2 separate regions of the Mus musculus genome follow, and region 2 is linked to region 1. A link is a loop called in an ENCODE intact Hi-C map of the cell type or tissue named here. Cell type or tissue: heart. All regions are shown on one strand. Each heading gives the region's core, and the rest is flanking DNA. Links, peaks and the distances in the headings are about the cores only.

Evidence for each region. Hi-C counts contacts between places; a loop is a spot of excess contacts. Peaks named below come from ENCODE experiments on the same cell type or tissue, not always from the same donor. Only the 100,000 strongest peaks of a DNase experiment are listed, where the experiment ranks them.
Region 2: it touches region 1 in a loop (7-fold over the local background); 30 of 42 quality-filtered maps call a loop at or near these places.

What each region holds. Positions count from the first base shown.
Region 1 is chr4:43,758,134-43,768,785 of GRCm38, forward strand. It overlaps A630077J23Rik (RIKEN cDNA A630077J23 gene), which reads left to right. Exons shown (of 4, transcript NR_040667.1): 4 at 1,126-1,331. It also overlaps the pseudogene Olfr269-ps1. Among named protein-coding and RNA genes, the nearest start is that of Olfr159, 7.5 kb to the right of the region's middle. In heart, for the core only: CTCF peaks have their summits at 2,508 (motif pointing right), 3,446 (motif pointing left) and 5,511 (motif pointing right); DNase peaks (open chromatin) are centred at 1,648, 2,298 and 2,418.
Region 2 is chr4:43,857,129-43,867,780 of GRCm38, forward strand. No RefSeq gene overlaps it. Among named protein-coding and RNA genes, the nearest start is that of Olfr155, 8.2 kb to the left of the region's middle. In heart, for the core only: a CTCF peak has its summit at 4,215 (motif pointing left); no DNase peak of the experiment used is centred there; H3K27ac peaks cover 480 bases.

The sequences.
Region 1 (10,652 bases), core at 1,045-9,044:
ACAGACACACACAGACACACACAGACACACACACTCACACACACACACACACACAGACACAGACACACACACAGATACACACACAGACACACACATACACACAGACACACACACACACAGACACACACACACAGACACACACACTCACACACACATACACACACACATACACACACAGACACACAGACACACACAGATACACACACACACACAGACACACACACACACAGAGACACACACCCCTGAGACAGGGCCTCCTGTTGCTACAAGCTGGATAAAAGCTTGCTCTGTAGCTAAGTGTGGCCTTGAGCTCCTGATCCTCCTGCCTCAACCTCCTTAGTTCGGAGACTATAGGCACTTGCCATCGTAGTTTGTTATTGTACAGCATTCAGAGACTGAACCCCCAGTTTTCTGCATGTTAGGCAAGCACTCTTATCAATTGAGCTATATCACCAGCATCAAACACATTTATTTTAATGGGAAAAGTTACACATGTTATTCTGACCCATGAGATCTCAGTGACACAAGTAGGAAAGCACAGCCTCCGAATGGCCCGAACACAATGCATAAGAAACGTTAGGAAGTCGATCACATTTGTACGTAGAGAGCAATGCATCACGTCCATTACTTAGTGTGGAAAGCTCTGAAGAAGGGGTCTGAGGAACCCACTCTTTTAAAAGAGCACCCTTCTTTAAAAAATTGTCTATTTACTGTGTAGATATTTACTGTAGGGTTGGGCAGCCATGTGTGTGTCCAGATGTCCATGTGTCTTGATGTCCATGAGTCCTGATGTCTGTGTGGGAATCAGAGGACAGCCTGCAGGGTTTAGTTCTCTCTTTCTACCTACCGTCTGAGTTCCCAGGGACCACACTCATGCCACCAGAGGTATTGGCAGTCACCTTCTCCCAGTGAGCCAGTTCTCTGGCCCCTAAGAAGCAGACTCCTTTACAGGGTTTTTTTCAACAGTTTTTCCACATTTCAGGCCAGTAAAGGTGATCTTTCACTAAAAGAATGCAACTAATGAAATTATACCACAGGAAGTGCTTTTAGGGACAAATATATACAAAACACATGAGCGTCTCAAACATGTTATTTTTGGTTTGTTTGTTTATTTGTTTCTTAAAGGGACGCATGTGCAGAACCCATGGAAGTTTTCAGAAGACACAGCTAGTCTGTGTGTCTATCAGTCAGGCTTGGCAATATGTTCCAGACTCATTCCTCTGTGACAAGCAACCCCATTTGTTCCTTAGGACAGCCTCCTTCTAGACTATGGTGTGCCCCAAAATCAGCTCATAAATATATCTTTGTCTGGAATAAAAAGTCGAACTGTTACTTCTTGTAGGATCTGTCCTTGGCTTAACACATCGTTACGATAGTGAGGTGTGGAGGTGTCGTTGTGTGCAAAGTGGGAGAAGCTGCCGAGGCTGGAGTGATGGGGGCTCTTGACGGGCTTGCTGACCTGCAGGCAAGTATGTAACTGGAGAGAGCTGAGCAAGAGGCAGCTCAAACTCTTCCTCCAGGTTCTCCAGTGCGCTCAACTGTGGTCAAGCCAGGAGGCTGCGGACCAACCTCTGGCTCACACAGCCTCTGCCAGGGCCCTCACACTTCCAAGCGCTCTGTTTTCCTTCAACCAGACCTGGCCTGTGTGAGGCCTGTGAGTTTTAGTGTTTCTGGGAAGCAGGGTGGGGGTTTCCAAACACTTGGCAACTTTTAAAGAGACAGGACTTGGCATGCTTCAGCCAGCCTGGGCACACATAGTTTTGTTTGGTTGAAGAACTAAGTCTTGCTGGTGGTGAAAGGCTCGCTGCCGCTGCCGCTGCCACCGCCGCCACCGCTGCCACTGCCACGGGAGGAAGAATGGGGGAATTCACCAGTCCCTGCTCACACCACCTCTCCCATTTTGTTCTAAAATCTCTTGAGAGACGGTTTGGTTTTGTTCTTAGTCACAGAGGCTGTAGCAGAGCAAATACTACTGGAGCTGAGAGCTGTGGGGCGAGACGGAGCTGGTTCAAATCCCCGCATTTCCTTTTCTAAACACATTGGGTCTTTTTTATTATCCACCCTCCATGGGAAGGAAACCGCAGAACCTTCTGACCTTGTATTCCCCGGGGAAGGCGTCGAAGCAGGCTTTCTCTGTTTAGCTAACTGTGTGCAGATGTTCAACCCACTATTTTATCCCAAAGGCATTTTTGTGCTGGACTTCGGTCTCCTTGGGTGTTCTTTAGGAGGCTTATTTCTTGGGGTTCTGTTTGCTGTTCTGTCTTACCACTGGGTCTTTGCTGCGGGGTTTCTTTGGTCAGCTGTCATCCTGGGACAGGGACAGGTCCTGAACTCTGCCCAGTGGGAACTGGGATGTGAGCCACTACCCAGTTTGGGTCCTTTAATAGCAGCAAAGGCTGGTGAAACAAGCCTGGGCATTCCTTTTATGGGGACACAGAGTTCCCAGCTCCATCTAGAAGATAAGGAGAGCCATGCGCCTAAAGCTCTTCCAACAATTCTGACACTAGGGGGCGCCACAAACCTGTCCCCCAGTGGCAAGATAGTCCCATCTGGCTCCCAGATTCCACGTATTGATTTTTCTTCATTTTCTTGACCTCAGTCTTTTTTTCTGTAAGATTTATTTTTAAGTGTGTGCGTGTGTGTGTGTGTGTGTGTGTGTGTGTGTGGACGCGTGCGCGTGTGAGAGCATGCGTGTGCATGCAACGTCCACAAATGCAAGTAAGAGAACAACTTTCAAGAGTTGGTTCTCTCCTTCCACCATGCAGTACCTGGGACTGAACTCGGTTGCCGAGGTTGGTGGGTGGCAGCCTCTACCTGCTGAGCCATCTTGTCAGTTCCCTGCGGCTTTTAAAAATTCCTTTTTTTTTGGGGGTGGGGGGAGGGGGTGGGGGGCGGGGGGAGGTTGTGGTAGCTTTCACCTTTAACCCCAACACTTGGCAGGCAGAGGCAGGTGAATCTCTGAGTTTGAGGCCAGCCTGGTCTACAGAGTGAGTTCTAGGACAGCCAGGGCTACACAGAGAAACCCTGTCGTCTCGAAAAAAACAAAAACAAAAACTAAAATAAAAACAAAAACAAAACAAAAAAGCCTAAACAAAACAAAACAATCCCCAATCCAACAAAACAAAACTCTTTTTGAAAGCTTGGGGTACAGGTGGGAGTGAGTGCACACTTGTAATTCTAGTGCTTTGTGAGTAAAGGCAGGACAATGACTTCAAAGATAGCCTTGGCTACATAGCAAGTTTAAGGCTAGCCTGAGCTATATAAGACTGTCTTTAAAAACAACACAGAGCAATGACTGGAGGAAGAGCCTGGCAGCAAAGAGCACACATCACCTTCCGAAGGCAAGAAGTTCAGCTCCCAGCCCACACTTCAGGCTCACACCACTCTGCTCCAGCTCCAAGGGATCTGATGCCCCCTCTTGGCCTCATCAGGCACTGTACTCATGGACAAACCCACACTCAGACAGACAAGTAGACACATAATTAAAAATAAAATAAAAATTTTCTTTTTGGGGCGAATTTCCAGTTTTAACTGAGCATAAACACATTAATATGTAAGCTATCAATATTAAAATTATTCTTTAGTTTGGATTTCAGTCTGTAATATGTTGGTTGTCCTGGGCGAGCCCTCAAATGAGAGATTAGGAGTTAGAAGGACTCCGAGGTAGGCAGCTGGATAAGGAGGGGTGTGGCTAGGTAATAAAGATGGGGAATTTCAGAGATGGCCAACTTCTTCCTCAGCCTCTAGACTTGAGACAAAAATCCCGGCAGCATGCTGCCAAGCTGGCTCAACAAGTTCAAAGTTGGGCCAGGGCAAGTCACACAGCATCTCTGTGGTCTGTCAATCATCCTATCTGCTTTCAAACTAACCAAGGCTAGAATAGGGAGGAAAACTGCAGAGATGTTAAGGCTCCAGACTTGGAGAAGAAACTGGGTTTTTCCACTTTTGGGGTCTGCTGTCTGCTTCTCGGAGGGTCTTTTTGTCTTTTTGTGTGTCTGTGCGCATGCACGTGTGTGGGTGCGTGCGTGCATGCTTGGTTTCTCCACAGTCACCTGTTCTGACTCAGATTTTTCCTGCCTTTTAATTCTTTAACTTCAGAGAATATGAACCCAGTCAATATGGAATCATTTCAAGACCCCCAGGTTGTACCAGCAGATGTGGCCACATTATTGTTAAGTTCTAATGAATCTGATTTACTTTCTGAGCAAGCACTGGCTAATAATTCCTAACCTAGCATATTAGAAACATCCAGTTATTTCTATTAAAATTATCAATATTTTATGAAAACTATTTAAAATTCAAAAGTTTATTTTAATCTTTTCAAGTAACGTTGGGAGTCTACTGAGGTGATTTCCTTCCCTTTGCCTAGGAGTGTAGAGAATTATGCCTCGGATGTCCTTGATGGCTCCACTTTACACTGAAAATAAATGGAGGGTTGGGAGAAGCTCGCTGAGTAAGAGCTCATGTTATCATGTTTGGTAACTGTGCTCTGCTGACTTGGTTAAAGGAGTTTGGAAGACATCTTTTTGTGTGTTCTGAACTAATTTGGACAATCTTAAAGCTTTTTGCTCCCTGAATGCCCCCCTCCCCCGTTGATGTTAATCTGTAGAAACATCTGAAGTTAGAACATCTTGAGATGGGGAACTCGGAAAATCTTTCAATTTCTCCTCAGTTAATTTGAGTTTTAGGGCATATGTCTTCATTGACTAACTCGACCTGTTCTTATCGCTAGACTATGTTCTCCCAAAGTTTCTATTTTATGTCTCAGCTATTTTTACAAAACTTCTCATTTTTTTCCTTTGCAGTGGTTACTTGTATCTAACTAGAGGTTGGTAGTAAAACAGAGACCTGGGGTGAGCGTGAAGGCTCAGCTGAGCAGAGAGCCTCCCCAACCCTCCCCCCCCCCAAATTCTGTCCCCAGCCCCTGCACTGCATGTTTCAACCAAAGGAGAGAAACTTTAAATTTGGAATTGTTCATAAAACATTTCTCTGGAGACTGGCTTCTAGGAAAAAAACAAAACAAAACAAAACAAGGAAACACCTCGAGAAAACAACACAAACAAACCCACTGACCCTGATTGGAGGTATTTTTGTTGGTTTTGGTGTGTCCTGTTTATCATCTGGCATTAAGCAGATACCAGGAGATTTTAGCACGAATGGAGGTGCTGGGGCTCTAGAGGGAGAGACTTACAATCAGCGGGACTGCCTTCATACGCAGAAGGAAAGAGATCCGGAGTTTACTGTGTAGAGGCACAAAGCTGACCGAGGACTGGAAGCTGGAGCTACCGGAGAGCACATCTTTACAACTCCAGGAAGATTTGCTGGGTGGCGTGAATGAAGCAGCTATAATTTAGAAACACTGAGTTGCCCTTCGCTGGAGGTGTGAAGCGATGCAGGCTGAGCAGGTCAGGGCCGTTGGACAGAGTTCTAATGAGTTAGTTACATACATGAACCTCTGCTGAATTTCACGCCAGGACTCTGTAAATGCCTGAATTTGGCTGGAATGGCCACTAGATGTCAGGCTTGTGCATTCGCTGTGGTACATTGTTTAATAGGCTGACTCTACAACTCAGAGCTTAATAAACTAATGTTAAGAAAATGAAGTTCTACTTTAAAAGCATGTATCCTAGCCCAGGCAATCCCAGAACTCTGGAGGCAGAGGCAGGCAAATCTCTGTGAGTTCAAAGCTAGACTGGTTTACATTCTAGAATATCCAGGGCTACATAGTGAGACCCACCTTAAGGTGGAAGGAAGGGAGGAAGGGAGGGAGGGAAGGGGAAGAGAGAGAGAGAGAGAGAAAGAGAGAGAGGGAGAGGGAGAGGGAGAGGGAGAGGGAGAGGGAGAGGGAGAGGGAGAGGGAGAGGGAGAGGGAGAGGGAGAGGGAGAGGGAGAGGGAGAGGGAGAACATTCTAAAACTGACCCGGGTGTTACATGTCCATAATAATAACACTCTGGGGGTGTCAGCAGAAGGATCAGGGCTTTGAAGTATCCTTAACTAGTTTTGGGTTACAATGAGTCCTATCTCTAAACTCTGTGTGTGTGTGTGTGTGTGTACATATGCTTATTGTAGGCAATTCATTCTTACAACACTTCAGAGGATTTAAATATAATTTTAATAAAAATTTTAATATATATTCTTACAACTGGATTTACTTTCTAAATTTTCTCTTTGTGTGTGTCTTCTTCTGATATTCTCAGAATTTAACATATCCCCCATCAGCATCTCAGACCCTCTTATCCATCTTGTGTCTACTGTTATAGGCAGGGACTATTCTCACTCCCTTTTGCAGATCATGAGGCACTTAGCAGCAATACAATTACATCATTGGTAGCATCCCTGGTTCTGCTGTGCTATCTGCCAAGCACTTGTTTATAGTAGCTGATCGACTTATGTAGCTACTTATAGTAGCCTAGGTGCGGGTGATTCCAACGACTGTGGCCTCCATAGGACCATAGGTTTGGTCCCCAGTTAGTGGAACTGTTTGGGAAGGATTAGGAGGTGTGTCCTTGTTGGAGGAGGTGTGTCACCGATATCTGAGTTTTGAGCTTTGAGGTTTCAGAAAGCCTGCCCACCCTTGCTCTGTGTCTTCCTGCTGCCTGTGGATCAGGACCTAAGCTCTCAGCTACTACTCCAGCACCATGTCTGCCTGCTGCCACACTCCCTGCCATGACACTCATGGACTCACTCTCTGAAACTGTAAGCAAACCTCCAATTAAACGCTTCCTTTTATAAGTTGCCTTGGTTGTGGTGTTTCATCATGGTAACAGAACAGCAACTATGACACTGGGTAATGGTATATGTGGAGAAATGAACCGAGAGGGATCAAGCTAACTGCTCATGCCCCTCAGTGAGAAGTTGCTTTTCAGTGTCGGTAGTGCTGAATCGCGGTACCCACGGCGGTTACCGGCTTTTACCTTCTTGGACATTCACAGTGGACTCTTATCAAAAGGTGCTGAGAATTTCTGAAAAAGAACTTGTAGAAGTGTCACTGAAAAGCACTCAGACATACTCAGTCACAACCCATTCTTCTCTCCTCCCTCCTTCTCCTGTCCTCCCTCTATCCTTCTCTCCATCCCTCGTCCCTTTTCCTTTTTCTCTCTCTGCCCCCTTCCTCTTGCTCATTCACCAATCTTTTTTCAGAATATATGTATTTATTGGAATACAGACAATGTCAAATCCAAATTCTATATTCTCTTTTTATTTTCTTGCATGTATATGTGTGTGTGGTGTACATGCATGTGCATGTGTGTACATCTGTGCATCCATGTGTGTGAGTCCAGAAGTTGACACTGGGAGTCTTCTTCAACTGCCCCCTCCCCCTGCATCTTCCTCACCATCTTCCTCTTGAGTCAGGATCTCTCACTCAAACCTAGAGCACACCGATTTACTAGGGACCCTCTGTCTCCTAGACCACCACAGCCACCTGACGTCCTGGGGTCCAGGGAATCCAAATTGAAGTCTTCATGTTTGTATGGTGGTTGGTTTTCCCTCTGATCTGCCCACCTCGGCCTCTTGTTGTTTTAAGATAGAGTCCGCAATACCTCTCCTGGGCATATATCCAGAAGATGTCCCAACCGGTAAGAAGGACACATGCTCCACTATGTTCATAGCAGCCTTATTTATAATAGCCAGAAGCTGGAAAGAACCCAGATGTCCCTCAACAGAGGAATGGATACAAAAAATGTATACATTTACACAATGGAGTACTACTCAGCTATTAAAAAGAATGAATTCACGAAATTCCTAGGCAAATGGTTGGACCTGGAGGGCATCATCCTGAGTGAGGTAACCCAATCACAAAAGAACTCAAATGAAATGTACTCACTGATAAGTGGATATTAACCCAGAAACTTAGTATAGCGAGATATAAGGTACAATATGTAAAACATATGAAACTGAAGAAGAACGAAGACCAAAGTGTGGACACTTTGCTCATTCTTAGAATTGGAAACAATCACCCATGGAAGGAGTTACAGAGACAAAGTTTGGAGCTGAGACAAAAGGATGGTCCATCTAGAGACTGCCATATCCAGGGATCCATCCCATAATTAGCCTCCAAGCGATGACACCATTGCATACACTAGCAAGCCTTTGTTGCAAGGACGGTGATATAGCTGTCCCTTGTGAGACTAGGCCGGGGCCTAGCAAACACAGAAGTGGATGGATGCTCACAGTCAACTATTGGATAGATCACAGGGCCCCTAATGGAGGAGCTAGAGAAAGTATCCAAGGAGCTAAAGAGATCTGCAACCCTATCGGAGGAACAACATTATGAACGAACCAGTACCCCAGAGCTCTTGACTCTAGCTGCATATGTATCAAAAGATGACCTAGTCGGCCATCACTGGAAAGAGAGGCCCATTGGTCAGGCAAACGTTATATGCCCCAGTACAGGGGAATGCCAGGGCCAAAAAATGGGAATGGGTGGGTAGGGGAGTGTGTGTGTGTGTGGGGGGGACTTTTGGGATAGCAGTGGAAATGTAATTGAAGAAAATACGTAATAAAAAAGAAAAAAAATAACATATTTTTAAAAATAATATAATCATTTGTGCAGTTTTCTACTGGATTATCATAATTAGATATTTATTTGAGATGTAAAGAAATAAAATATATATAAAAAAAAGATAGAGTCCCACTATGAGCCCAGGCTGGCTCCAGATTGCAATCCTCCTGCCTCAGCCTCCAGAGTACAGGGATTACAGGTGTGCACTACCACACTTGGCTTAACCTTAATTTATTAGTATGTTCCATAAGCTGCCATAAATTGTCAAAGAGTAGCTTAGTTTGGCCGTGTTAAAATGACATTAAGTTGTTAGACTATCTTTACCCAGAAGACCTCTGGGTAGAGAGTTCTCTCTGTCTCTTCTTAGATCTTCAGGAAAATAAGACCTGGCAGGTGAGAGTCCTAGGGGAATTTCTGTGTCCTCTGGTTCTTCTCGTTCCTTGTGTGAGTAGGGATGAGCCTGTGGCTAGGAGAGCCATCTCACTCCCCCTAATAGGTTTATAGCTTAAGAACAATGGGGGCCACACAGATCTCTCTAATGGCTGCTGTCTAAATGGCTTTAGTGTAGATTTAGAATATCTTTAGTGAATTAAATTAGGGTATTTTTTTTAAGTCTGACACCCGATTAAGTTGTTAAACATCTAAGACTCAGAAGATTACCTTTGAAAAGTTAAACATTGACTTAAGGGTGAGAAATAATTCTGACTGGCCTGTCTTGGCGTTTGAATGGCAGATGGTGTGATCTTTTCTGTTCTGTGGGTGACAGTCATAGCATACCTTGCCACCATCACTGGGAGAAATATTTCCTAAATATAAAGGCCCTCACTGTTGTCCTGAGGTTCAGCATGGGGGTCACCACCCCATAGAAGAGGGAGATGAGTTTGTCTGCAAGGTCCTGCTTGTCTGCCCCCAGTGGGTCCTTGGACTTGGGCTTCCCGTACATAAACAGGATGGTCCCATAAAAAATGATCACCATGGTGAGGTGGGCAGAGCAGGTGGAGAAGGCCTTCTTCCTCCCCTCGGCAGAGGGGATCCCCAGGATGGTGGAGAGTATGAAGATGTAGGAGATAAAGATGAACAGGACTGGAACTCCCAGCTCTCCCCAATGCTGATCACATTGATGGAGATGTCGGCACGGGCTGATGTCCGGGTCTTACAGATGCAGTAGTTAGTTGATAATGGATAAGTGGCGCCAGTAGCCTAGAGCTCAGCAGACCTGAGCACACAGGCAGCTCTGCTCATTAATTACCTTCAGTTGTCTGACAGCGAGGGAGTGAACAAATGTCACATGCATAGGAGGACACTGTTCCTGCCACATGCAGGAAAGGGTCACCAGCACAAGACAAACCAAGAAAGATGCCTTCCCCCGGGGATCCTGCTAAAGCAAAGGCATACAACACTCATTTAATCTGGGATCTCTTTGACCTTTCAGAGAAGAAAGGCCCCTAAGCAGAGCCGGTTGCTAGAACTAGCATGTTTGCAGTCTTTTCATTTTGACTACAAACAGGAGGAACTCCACACACATGAAGTCTAGCTGGCAGCTTAAATCTAAGGATTATTGGGCTGGAGGGGTGGCTCAGTGGTTAAGAGAGCTTGCTGTTATTGCAGAGATAGGAGTTCAGCTCCTAGCTCCTTCCTTGGGTGGCTCACAACCACCTGGAACTCCAGTTCTAGGGGGGTGGGGTTCTGAAATGAGGAACACTTTGTTACAAAAACAAGAATTTATCTCTGTATTGTCCTCTCGACTTTTCCACAGAGTACTATAGGCTTTCATTTGGTAAAGAAGGCCCTTTACTTCCAGGTAAATGCTCACAGTATCCATTCCTATATCCTTGTAGGCTTTTTTGTTATTTTCTAGTTGTTAACAGAGTCTTGCTAAGTAGCCCAGGCTGACCTTGACTTTAACCTTGCTGTGTTCCTTCCGTCTCTGTCTCCTGAGTGCTGGAATTACAGGACTGTGTCCCACACCTAAATTCCGCCACTCTTCCTATAGACTGACCTTAAGTCATCGCCTCTTTATTCCTCGAATTCTCTTTCTGTTTGTCTGTCTGTCTGTGTCTCTGTCTGTCTGTCTGTCTCTCTGTGTGTGCATGTTTATCTGTCTCTGTCTGTCTCTGTCTCTGAGTGTGTCCACGTGTGTGCACACAC
Region 2 (10,652 bases), core at 958-8,957, 99 kb after region 1:
GATGGAGAAACGAGATGCCTGAGGAACTGGGGAGGGGAACCCATGAGAGCAAAATATAATGGCACACCTATAGGACTGAGGAGACCATGATGAAAGCCATCATTCGTATGGTAGCCTAAAAACTCTATTTGAAAAGCAGGGTGTGGCGGAACACACCTACAAGCCCAGGACTCAGGAGGAAGAAGCAGGAGGATCAGCAATTGAAGGCCACTGCCCGATACGTAGCAAGTTAGTGACCTTGTCTCCAAGAACCAAAAGGAACTACACCCATAAAGGAGCAAGGAAAGGCAGATAGGACGGCTTGTGCCTGTGAGCCAAGCACTGGAAAGACAGAGGCTAAAGGATGGCCATAAATGTGAGGCTAACCTGGACTACGTAGTCAGTGTTTGGCTATCCTGGGCTACAGTGTGAGATCCTGTCTCTCAAAATAGAAAAAAGAAAAGAGGAGAAAAGGAGGAGAGGGGACCTAAAACCATGAGCTCAGCGAACCTCTTTATAAAGCTCTCAGCCTCAAGTATTTCATTATAGAAATAGAGACACTTGGTGTGGATCCAGGGCTGGGGAAATGGGACTATGCAAAAGCCAACTTCCAACAGTCCCTAAGGCATCCATGACCTGATGCCTGCACAATTCCTCACCCCATGGGTTTATCACATGTAGTCTATGTCATATCCAGGAGGCAGCAATTATATCTAAGCACAAACTTCTTCTTCATTTTTACAAGTTATTGTTATTATTGGGTGTGCACGCACATGCCATGACAAACCTGAAGTGGTCTGAGAACATCTTCGTGGAATTGGTTCTCTCCTTGCATTTTAAAGTGGGTTCTGCAGATCCAACTCAGGGCTCCAGGGTTAGGCTTTCGTGGCAAGCACCTTCACCCACTGAGACCGTTTGCTGTCCCTGAGCATTCATGCCTGTCAGCAAACCCCCAGGCCTATGCCGTGGACACTCGAAATGTATGCCAGACCCCAGGAGTCTGCTGTGCCCAATCCAGACCGTAGCAGAGGTTCTGGTCAGTTCATGAGACACTAAAATAGATGAGGGTTTTGTGTGGACTTTCCAGGGGGAGACAGGAAAGAGAAAGCTAAGCTGTATGGAAATTGTCGTTGTCTTTGGACAGGGAATCTACCAGAGCTTCCTTCCTGACCTGGATCTCACTGCATAGTCCAAGCAGGCACCGTCCTCCTGCCTCAGTTTCCCAAGTGTTAGGATTCCAGGAGTGAGCCACATTAAAGCTCAGGGAAAAAATTTTTTTGAGTCAGGGTTCCCCTAAATAGCCCTGGCTGTCTTAGAACTCTCTGTGTAGACCAGGCTGGCCTTGGACTTACAGAGATCCATCTGTTTCTGCCTCCCAAGGCATGTACCACTGTGCCCAGCATGCACGGGGTAATCTGTAAGATGAGGACCCTGCTTTTAGTGTTTTTTGAACTAGCAGAGTCCTAACCAGCCCACCACAGAGAGGTGGGCCAGAGCCTCTACCAAGGCGAGGAAAGTGGTCATAATTCAGAAGAGAGGTTGAGGGAAGTGGGAAGTCTGGGGCTCTTTGCTGGTGAATCTGCAGTTTTTTGCTCTGTCTCATTCCCACCTCTTTTGCAAGCTCCAGAGAATCTGACTTGCTGTGTTAAGACAAAGTCTTGAAAATAGCTCCTTTTTCCTGGCTTAACTGAGTTGTGGAAATTGTATTTGTTAAGTGTGTTATAGTAAAGAATGGAGTTCACCTCTGGGTGGAGACATGCATTCGCCTCCTCCCTTAAGAGTAAATCCAGCCAGGGGTGTGTTCTAGGAAGGCAGGCTCACCTCTGTAGTGGACTTTCTTCTCCTAAGTTCACACCACCTCCTAGTGCAGACCCTAGGAGCACGACTGGCTGGGTCTGCCTGCTCTGAGTCCTGACTCAAGCAAGAATATTCCTCTTTTCTTCTCTTCTGACCTTTTCTTTTGGATACTGGTGGGAGCCTAAATATGCCTTTAAACCCTCTGGTGCTTTGACTTTTTTTACTCCTGTTTGTTTGTTTGTTTGTTTGTTTGTTTGTTTGTTTTGTTTCCCTTGGAGAACTACTCAGAAGAAATATCACTCCACTGTGAGTTCTCTCTCTCTCTCTCTCTGTCTCTCTCTCTCTCTCTCTCTTTCAAGACTTGCTCTGTGGACCAGGCTGTCTGTCTTAATTAGGGTTTTACTGCTGTGAACAGACACCATGACCAAGGCAAGTCTTATAAAGACAACATTTAATTGGTGCTGGCTTACAGAGTCAGAGGTTCAGTCCGTTATCATCAAGGCAGGAACATGGCAGTATCCAGGTAAGCATGGTGCAGAAGGAGCTGAGAGTTCTACATCTTCATCTGAAATCTTCTAGTGGAAGACTGACTTCCAGGCAGCTAGGATGAGGGTCTTAAAGCCCCATCCACAGTGACACACCTACTCCAACATGCGCACCTCTTAATAGTGCCACTCCCTGGGCCAAGCATATACAAACCACCACACTGGCCTTGTACTCAGAGATCCCTGCCTCTGCCTCCCAAGGGGAACTGTCAGCATTCTACAAGAATGGAAACTCTGCTACCATCTCAGGTGTTGGGCCTTATTCGGCCAGATTCTGAGGCCTAGTGAGGAAACCTGAGCCTCTGCTCGAGTTTAGAGACCTACCTTGCTCACTTCCATACTGGAGTGACTCAGCAAGACCTGCTTAAGCCTGCCTTTGCCAAGCTACCAATGGTGTAGAATAACTTTATTGGCCCTGTCAGTCATCCCACACTGTCACCCTTCCCTACCCCTTACATCATCTTACCTCACCAAAAATCCCCACCTCCTTCCTCAACCCTGTATAAACAAAAGACTGATACAATAAAACTAGTTCCTGCTTTGACAAGACTCCCGGTCTGGTGTGTTTGTTTTGGGCCACCAACACTCACCATCCTGCACAGCCCCTGGAGAGCCGGCAGAGAGCCAGACACTTGGGCACAGCAGGCTCCTGGGATGCAGCTGCTGGGCATCACAGGCGTACCTTTTTTGGGTATCCAAGACTTAGGTCTGGAGATTTGCGCACGGCCGTGTGTGCTCAGGGACCAGCAAGATGGCTTTCCTCTCCATCGTACGGCACCTGAGCACACAGCTAACTTCCCTGCAGGCCCGAGACTTACAGCTCGTCTGCCCTCTGAGTTCAACCACTTTGTCCCAAATGACAGGGCTTCAATGTTCTGCAGGGTGTGTATACATATTCACACCACCTTTTCTTTAACACATCACCATAGTGAATAAAGCAGGAAGTGCTGATTTTGTGTTCCTTGGCAATCTCCTCAGCCTCGCTGCACTGTGTGGTCCTTCTCTTTCTAGTCTAAGGAACTGTAGTAAGGTTTGCACGTTGATGATTCTAATTAGCATCCCTGCTAATGGCTAACAATGGGATGAGAAATGTAACTGTTGCTTCCTTCCCCCAAAACGTTCTTAAGTTCTTGAAGTCTGAGCATATATTGTTCAGACTCCAACATCCTCTATAGAGCTCTATAAAACCCAAATGTGCTCTTAATCAGGACACCAGAAAGAGAGAGAGTGAGAGAAGAGACACAGAAACAGACACACACAGAACTTGTTCAAGTGACTGTTTTTAGAGCTGAAAGAGGAAAACAAAGCCAACTGAGGGGAAGTTGCAGTCAGGGAGCCTCAGCCCATGCTGGCCACAGGCTCAGAGGCTATCAGGGAGCTCACAGTATTCCTTAGCAACCAGAGCCAGCCCTGTGTGTTCCTGGTTAAGGCTGATGCTCACTTCCCTTAGAGGCTCAGTCAGGCCCTGAGTAGGACCCGTTCCAAATGGAGTGGGTTGGGAGCTGAAAGGCAGGCAGGCTGCCTGCCCCTGTGCGGACACTTTCAGCCAGGCCTGCAGCCAGACGCCTGCCCTCCAGGTCTGGCTAAAGGCTTTTGTTACTGCTGGACACTTGGCTGAGTCTCCTCTCTTCAGTTTCTTTGTAAGAATGTGTGTCCACTCCTCCCACTACATGATGCATGGGAAGACTATGGAGAACAACCAGGTGAGAAGAATTGGCGAGGGCCACCTGCCACTCTTTGATTAGGGTTTCCTCTTCACTCTCTCCCCCATGCGTTTCCCAGAAGTTCAAGGGCAAGTTCACACCTTCTTACACCAATCCCCAGACTATTATAAGGTGCCATGGGTGGCTGGCGGCTTCAGCTACGGCTTGACTGCTGCAAACCTGCCATCTGGTGGACATTCTGAGAGTTGCTGGTCGTGAATTCTGCAAGTTTTTAGCAGCACCTCAAATGCTGAGGACCTCGTGAAAAGGCAGAGTTGGTCTCAGTGAAGCGAAAGTGGGTGAGATGCTACATCTCTAGTAAGCGTCCAGTCTGTTCCCGCCATGCTCTTCCCGCAGCGCTCAGAGTGGAGAGGCAGGAATGACACTCCTAGGTGGACAGTGGACGTTCCTTACCAAGTGTCGAGCCCCAAAGCCTTGAAATATCTAGATGCAGACTTTACTGTGTTCGCAGCCTCCTGGGGTCCCTTTCTTACATTTCGGAAAGATGTTCTGTATTTATTAAGTGCCCAGGTGGCTGTTATTTCTCTGCACTCACCACGACTACAACACGGGGAGTTGATGTCAACACTGCCAGATAATAATGCTCTGACCAGACTGGTTTATGTTTCTCAAATCACGATGTCCAGTAGCTCCCCTGCTCAGTCATGAGGGTGAGGAAATTCTGCCTCAAACAAAGCCTTTGTTTTTCTCTTAGGTGTATTAAGACACTAACACTACACCACAGGCTTTCTGGAAGGGAAAGGGGGTTTTATTGTTAATGTTGTTTGTATTTGTTTTGTTTTGTTTGTGGATTTTTCAAGACAGGCTCTCATATGGACCTAGGCTGCCTTCAAACTTGCTGTGTAGCTGAGGTTGACCTTGAACTACTGAGCTTCCCAACGCCACTTCCCAAATGTTAGTCCATGAGTCAGTCCTGAGTCGTTAGCTTGTTCCACTTTGCATTGTATGGACCACAAAAGCCCTAATAATATAGCCTTGTGATTTCCCCTACTCCTGCTTCTGACTCCTGACCCAGCCTCAGTGCTCCCTTGCTCCTCCCCAATGACAGTGTGTAGTGTGGTGTTCGCCTCTTGGAAAATTAAGTCATAAAATTATCTTTCAATAGCATTGGCCTCCGAGTGTCACCACCCAGCCACTTCCATAAATTAAAATACTCCAAGTGCACTTTGAGACATGAGTGCTCACTCGGTAGAAATGACCATGCAAGTCCTTCCATGTACTCATGAACAAAGGCCCAGAGAGTCTTAGTTACAACAGGCAGAGCTGAAAATAACCAAATAACCTGTAGGTATGTCCGAAGAGGGTGGGCATGGCTGTGCACTCTGTAAGGCTAGCATCTGGGTGGCTGAGCTACGATGGGAGAATCATGAGTTGGAAACCAGCCTGGACTAGTGTTAGATTCCTTCTCAAAAAACTAGTTGGGGTAAGGCGCTTGCTGCAGAGCGTGACAACCTGAATTCAATCCCTGGAACCAACATGAGCGAGAAGGAAAACCTACAAGTTTTTGTGGTCTTCATGCTTTTGTATGAATTTCCCATGACATACACACACACATATATATGTATATACCCACACATACACCACATTCATATATATACACATATGCACACATACACAAATATATGCACATACACACATGCACACACAAACATACACACATGCGCGCGCACAGGCACACACTAATTTTTGTAAGTTGAATGTTCATGCAGTGGAACGACACCTAGCAAAACAACTGAAAAATTATCAAAACAACCGACAAAACTATCAAAACAGGCTGTAAAATGAGATTCTCTCAAAAATAGTGTACTAAGAGAAAGAAGCCCAGCGTATGACTGGAATCCTGGAGTAGTCAACACTAAGAGGCAGCAGCCAAAAACACAACTGTTGTCTGAAGCCACGGCCAACTGACTATGTGAACACAGGACTCCTTGTGGAGGAGCAGGGGCTCTTCTGATCTTGGTTTTGTACACTAATTTCTTAAGGCCCATAGATTTGCATCTTAAAACAGTCTGCTTACTTTTACTTTAAAAAAAAAAAAATGTGGCCGGGCAGTAGTGGTGCGAGCCTTTAATCCCAGCACTTGGGAAGCAGAGGCAGGTAGATTTCTGAGTTCAAGGCCACCCTGGTCTACAGAGTGAGATCCATGACAGCCCGGGCTATACAGAGAAACCCTGTCTTGATAAAAACAAACAAACAAAACAAACAAACAAAAACAAAGCAAAACGTGTCTAGAGGCTGTAGAAATGCCTCCGTGGTTAACTGTACATGTTGCTCCTGCAGAAGGCCAGGGTTAGATACCCAGTGTCTATCACAAGAGTCTGTAACTCCAGTTCCAGGGGATTCAGTGCCCTCTGCTGGCCTCTGCAGATGCCAGGCATGTGTATGTTCACATACCTATATGAAAGCAAAACATTCACACGTGAAATCAATAAATCTAAAAAAAATTTTTTTAAAGATAAAGCATGCATGAGTGTTTTGCTTGCATGTATGTCTGCACACCACATGTGTGCCTTACTGCCCTCAGAGACCAGAAGATTCAGGGGTCAGATGCCCTGGAAACGGAGTTACAGACAGTTGTGAGCCACCATGTAGGTGCTGAGAACTGAACCTAGATCCTCTGAAAGAGCAGCAGAGCTCCTAATCTCTGAGCACCTCATCAGCTCCAGAACTTTTTTCCTGCAAATTATACATCAAAAATTGGTTTTCAAATAAAATAAACAACTCACTTATTAATTCTAATTTCTTATCTAATTGGTATTGTGTGTGTGGGGGGGTGTCCTCATGATCACAAGCTATACTCAAATTCATTATGTAGCCAGGGATGTCCCTTGAAAGTCTGATCTACCTGCTGCCTCCTCCTAAACGTTGAGATTGCAGGGTTGTACCACTGGGCCCAGTCTATGCAGTGCTAGGGATTAAGACCCGGACTTCATGCATGCTAGGGGCAGCCCTCCACCAACCCAGCAGCATCTCAGCCCCTATACAATCTTCCTCTTAGTTGATCCCATTAAAGCTATTCTGACTGCCCTCATTCTTATCTCAAGTACTTCTAAAATGCGGCCAAAGGCAAATAGATAGATATAAAACACAGCCAAGAACAAGATAAGACATAAATACAGCAGAGAAAGAAGTGCATGGCCACCGTTGCAAAAAACACACGCTCCTTGGATGCTGTCTTGGTTAGGGTTTCTATTGCTGGGATGAAGCTCCATGGCCGAAAGCAAGTTGGAGGGGGAGGCCTATTTGGTTTATGCTTCCATACACCGGTTGGTCATTGAGGGGAGTCAGGACAGGAACTCAAGCAGGGCAGGAACCTGGAGGCAGGAGCTGGTTCAGAGGCCATGGAGGACTGCTGCTTACCAGCTTGCTCAGCCTGTTTTCTTACTTTAGGGGCTGGAGAGATAACACCCAGGACCACCAGCCTCCAAGTGGCACCCCCCACAATAGGCTGGGCTCTCCGGCATCGATCACATATAAGAAAATGCCCTACAGGTTTGCCTACAGCCCAGTCTTAAGGAAGCGTTTCCCCAGATGAGGCTCCTTCCTCCCTGATGACTCTAGCTTTTGTCAAGTTGACATCAAAAGCAACTGGCACAAAGAGGAACGCCTCTTAACCACTGAGATATCTCTCAGGACCCCCAGAGAAGTTCCTAACCATTCAGATTCTAGGCTCTATCTGTCAAATTTTTTAATTCCATGATTTGTGGAAGGAAAGAGAAGTCTGGCCTGATAAACATTTCCCTGGTGTTTGTTTATTCATTTGTTTGTTTTTGTGGTGCTGGGAACAGAACGAGGATCTCACAAGCACACTAGGCAGGCATTCTACTGTCTAGCAACAACCCAGTCCTAGGTGTTCGGTGCTTTTAACTCTCTCCTGGGACTACTGAACTGCACAAGTTAAGCAGAGAGGAATGGGGGAATACTTCACTTCTTTAGAAGGTTAACTGTGTGAGATTCTTTCCACCAGCTTGAACTGATTTACAAAGTAGCGATTACTGGACTAATTAAAAACAACTTGTGTTTAAACATTTTCTAAAATCACAGCTGGATTTGGAGGCTCAAGCCTGCCTGTAATTCCAGTACTGAGGATGTGGAGGCAGGAGGGGTCAGGAGTTCAAGGTCATCCTTAGCTTCATACTGAGTTGGAGAGGAGTCTGAGCTATGAAAGATGCTGTCAGGGAAAAAAAGAAAGCAGAACAAGAAAAAAAAATTTTTTTGTAAAATCAGTGCTATTGAACCCAGAAATGAATTCGAAATGTAATGATTTAATATACATATGACAGATAAAAATTAATAGCATAAAGATGAATCACTTCTTAATATAGTAGAACTGCTGTTCTATCGACATTCAATTGGATGGTTTGCCTTTGAACCGTTTGTCATACCATATGATGCCATAAAACTCAAATGGATTACAGCTGAACATAAACACATCATGATTACAAAAAGCTCAAAAAGAGCAGAATGGCATATTTGTGCCAGCTGTGACAGACAGAGTGGTGTGCTCTCACACAGAGAGATCTCAGAGGTAAAACAAGTAGGCAAATAGATCGTCAAATAACAAGAGAGACATTTTTACTGAAGGGAGGTTTGTAAGGTCCCATTTGTGTCTGACTGTTAAAATATTATTTTATTTATTTACTCACATATTTACTGGACAGGGTCACTACGTAGCTGGCCTAGGGCATGTCTGTCAACCATCTGTCCCTCCACTCACAGACATCCCCCTGCCTCTGACTCAAGTGCTGGGATTTAAGTTGTGCATCACCACTCCTGACCTGACTAGTCTTTGAACATCAGTAGCGACTGAGGAATAGTCATTTTGCAAATAAATTCAAATCTGATAAGAACCTAACGCTATCTTCAGAAGGGCCTGTTCAATTACTCTTCACAAGCAAAGCATACAGCTCTGTAGTCTTTGGAACAATTTAAAATACCAAATAACTCGGGTTGGGGATGTGGTAGAGGGCTTGCCCCGCATTTACTTCCTTATAAATACACCTATACATAGAGACAGATACTCTCCAAAGGACAAGCAATCCTGTTGTCAAGTTGATCACTTTCATAGAGACCCTGGGATAAATCCTTTCCTGTCATCTCTGGACATTCATTTTTATCTTGCTGTGCCTTTGATTGGGAAAGCCAAGCCTAAGCACATCGCTCATGTACAATTTACTCAAGGCAGCACAGCCAAGCACTGCTCTCAATTATGTGCTGGGAAGGCGTGGCCCATCTGCTCTGTGCAGATATTCCCTCCTGGTGTCAGGCCAACTGCAAAATAACAAAGGAGCCATAGCTCCTTGTGTTATAGGTGGCCCCAGGATAAACCCTGTCTTAGGGTTCCGTTGCTCCAATGAAACACCATGACCAAAGGCAAGTTGGGGAGGAAAGGCTTTCTTTGGCTTATACTTTCATGTCACAGTTCATCATCAAAGGAAGTCAGGACAGGAGCTCAAGCAGGGCAGGAACCTGGAGGTAGGAATGGATGTAAGGACCATGGAAGGGTGCTGCTTATTGGCTTGCTCTTCATGGCTTGCTCACCCTGCTTTCTTATAGTACCCAGAATCATCAGCCCCAAAAAGCACCACCCATAATGGTCTGGGCCCTCCACCATCAATCACTAATTAAGAAAATACCCTACCTGCTTGCCTGCAACCAGATCTTATGGGACCATTTTCTTAGCTGGTGTTCCCTTCCCTCAGGTGACTCTAGTTTATGTCAAATTGACATAGAAACCAGCCCACACAAACCCTAAGTTTTAATCACTACTCCTCTGGCCTTACATCTATAATAAAGAGTCTCGGCAGTTATCAAATATTAGTGTATGTTTGATAATTTTTGTTTAACTGACTTTCTGACTGATAGGAAACTTTTAAAAGTTTTAGAAGTTTTGTGTTTACAGTAAAACTGGGCAGAAAGGATAGGTATTCCCGGTACATATGATGCTCCCACCACCTAATCCAGGATGATACATCTATTACAGCTGACAGACTACACTGGCATATCTTAACAGAGTCCACAGCTCCCAAAGGGGCTTGCTCTTGGCACCATAGGTTCTGAGGGCTTCCACAACGGTATAATAAAGTCTTGAACACTCTTGAATACATTACAGAACAGTCCCACCATTGTAAACTTCCTCTATGCTGGGCTTATCCCTTCTTTCCTCAACCTGGAGACTACTGATCTTTTTAGTATCTCTAAAGTTTACCTTCTATAGAATGTCAGATAATCAGAGCAGTGCAATGTGTGACCCTTTCTAGCTGGCTTCTTATATTAGCACTGTACATTTCTATTTCCTTTAGAAAGGCTTGGTAGTTCACTCCTTTTCAAAAGGTGCTGTATTAATATTCCACACTGGAGGTCAGTCAGAGTTTATAAAAATGCTTACTTATCAAATGGCATCTTGTTATGGTTCCAAGCTTTGCAATTACGAATAAACTTGCATGCAGGGACTTGTGTGCACATACGTTTTCATAAATCAGTCTTTGTTATTGTTTTGTGAAATAAGATCTCACTCTAGTCCAGGCTGGCCTAGAACTTACTTTGTAGTCCAGGGTAACCTCAAACTCCTGGTATCCCTCCTGCCTCAACTTTCCATATATTGGCA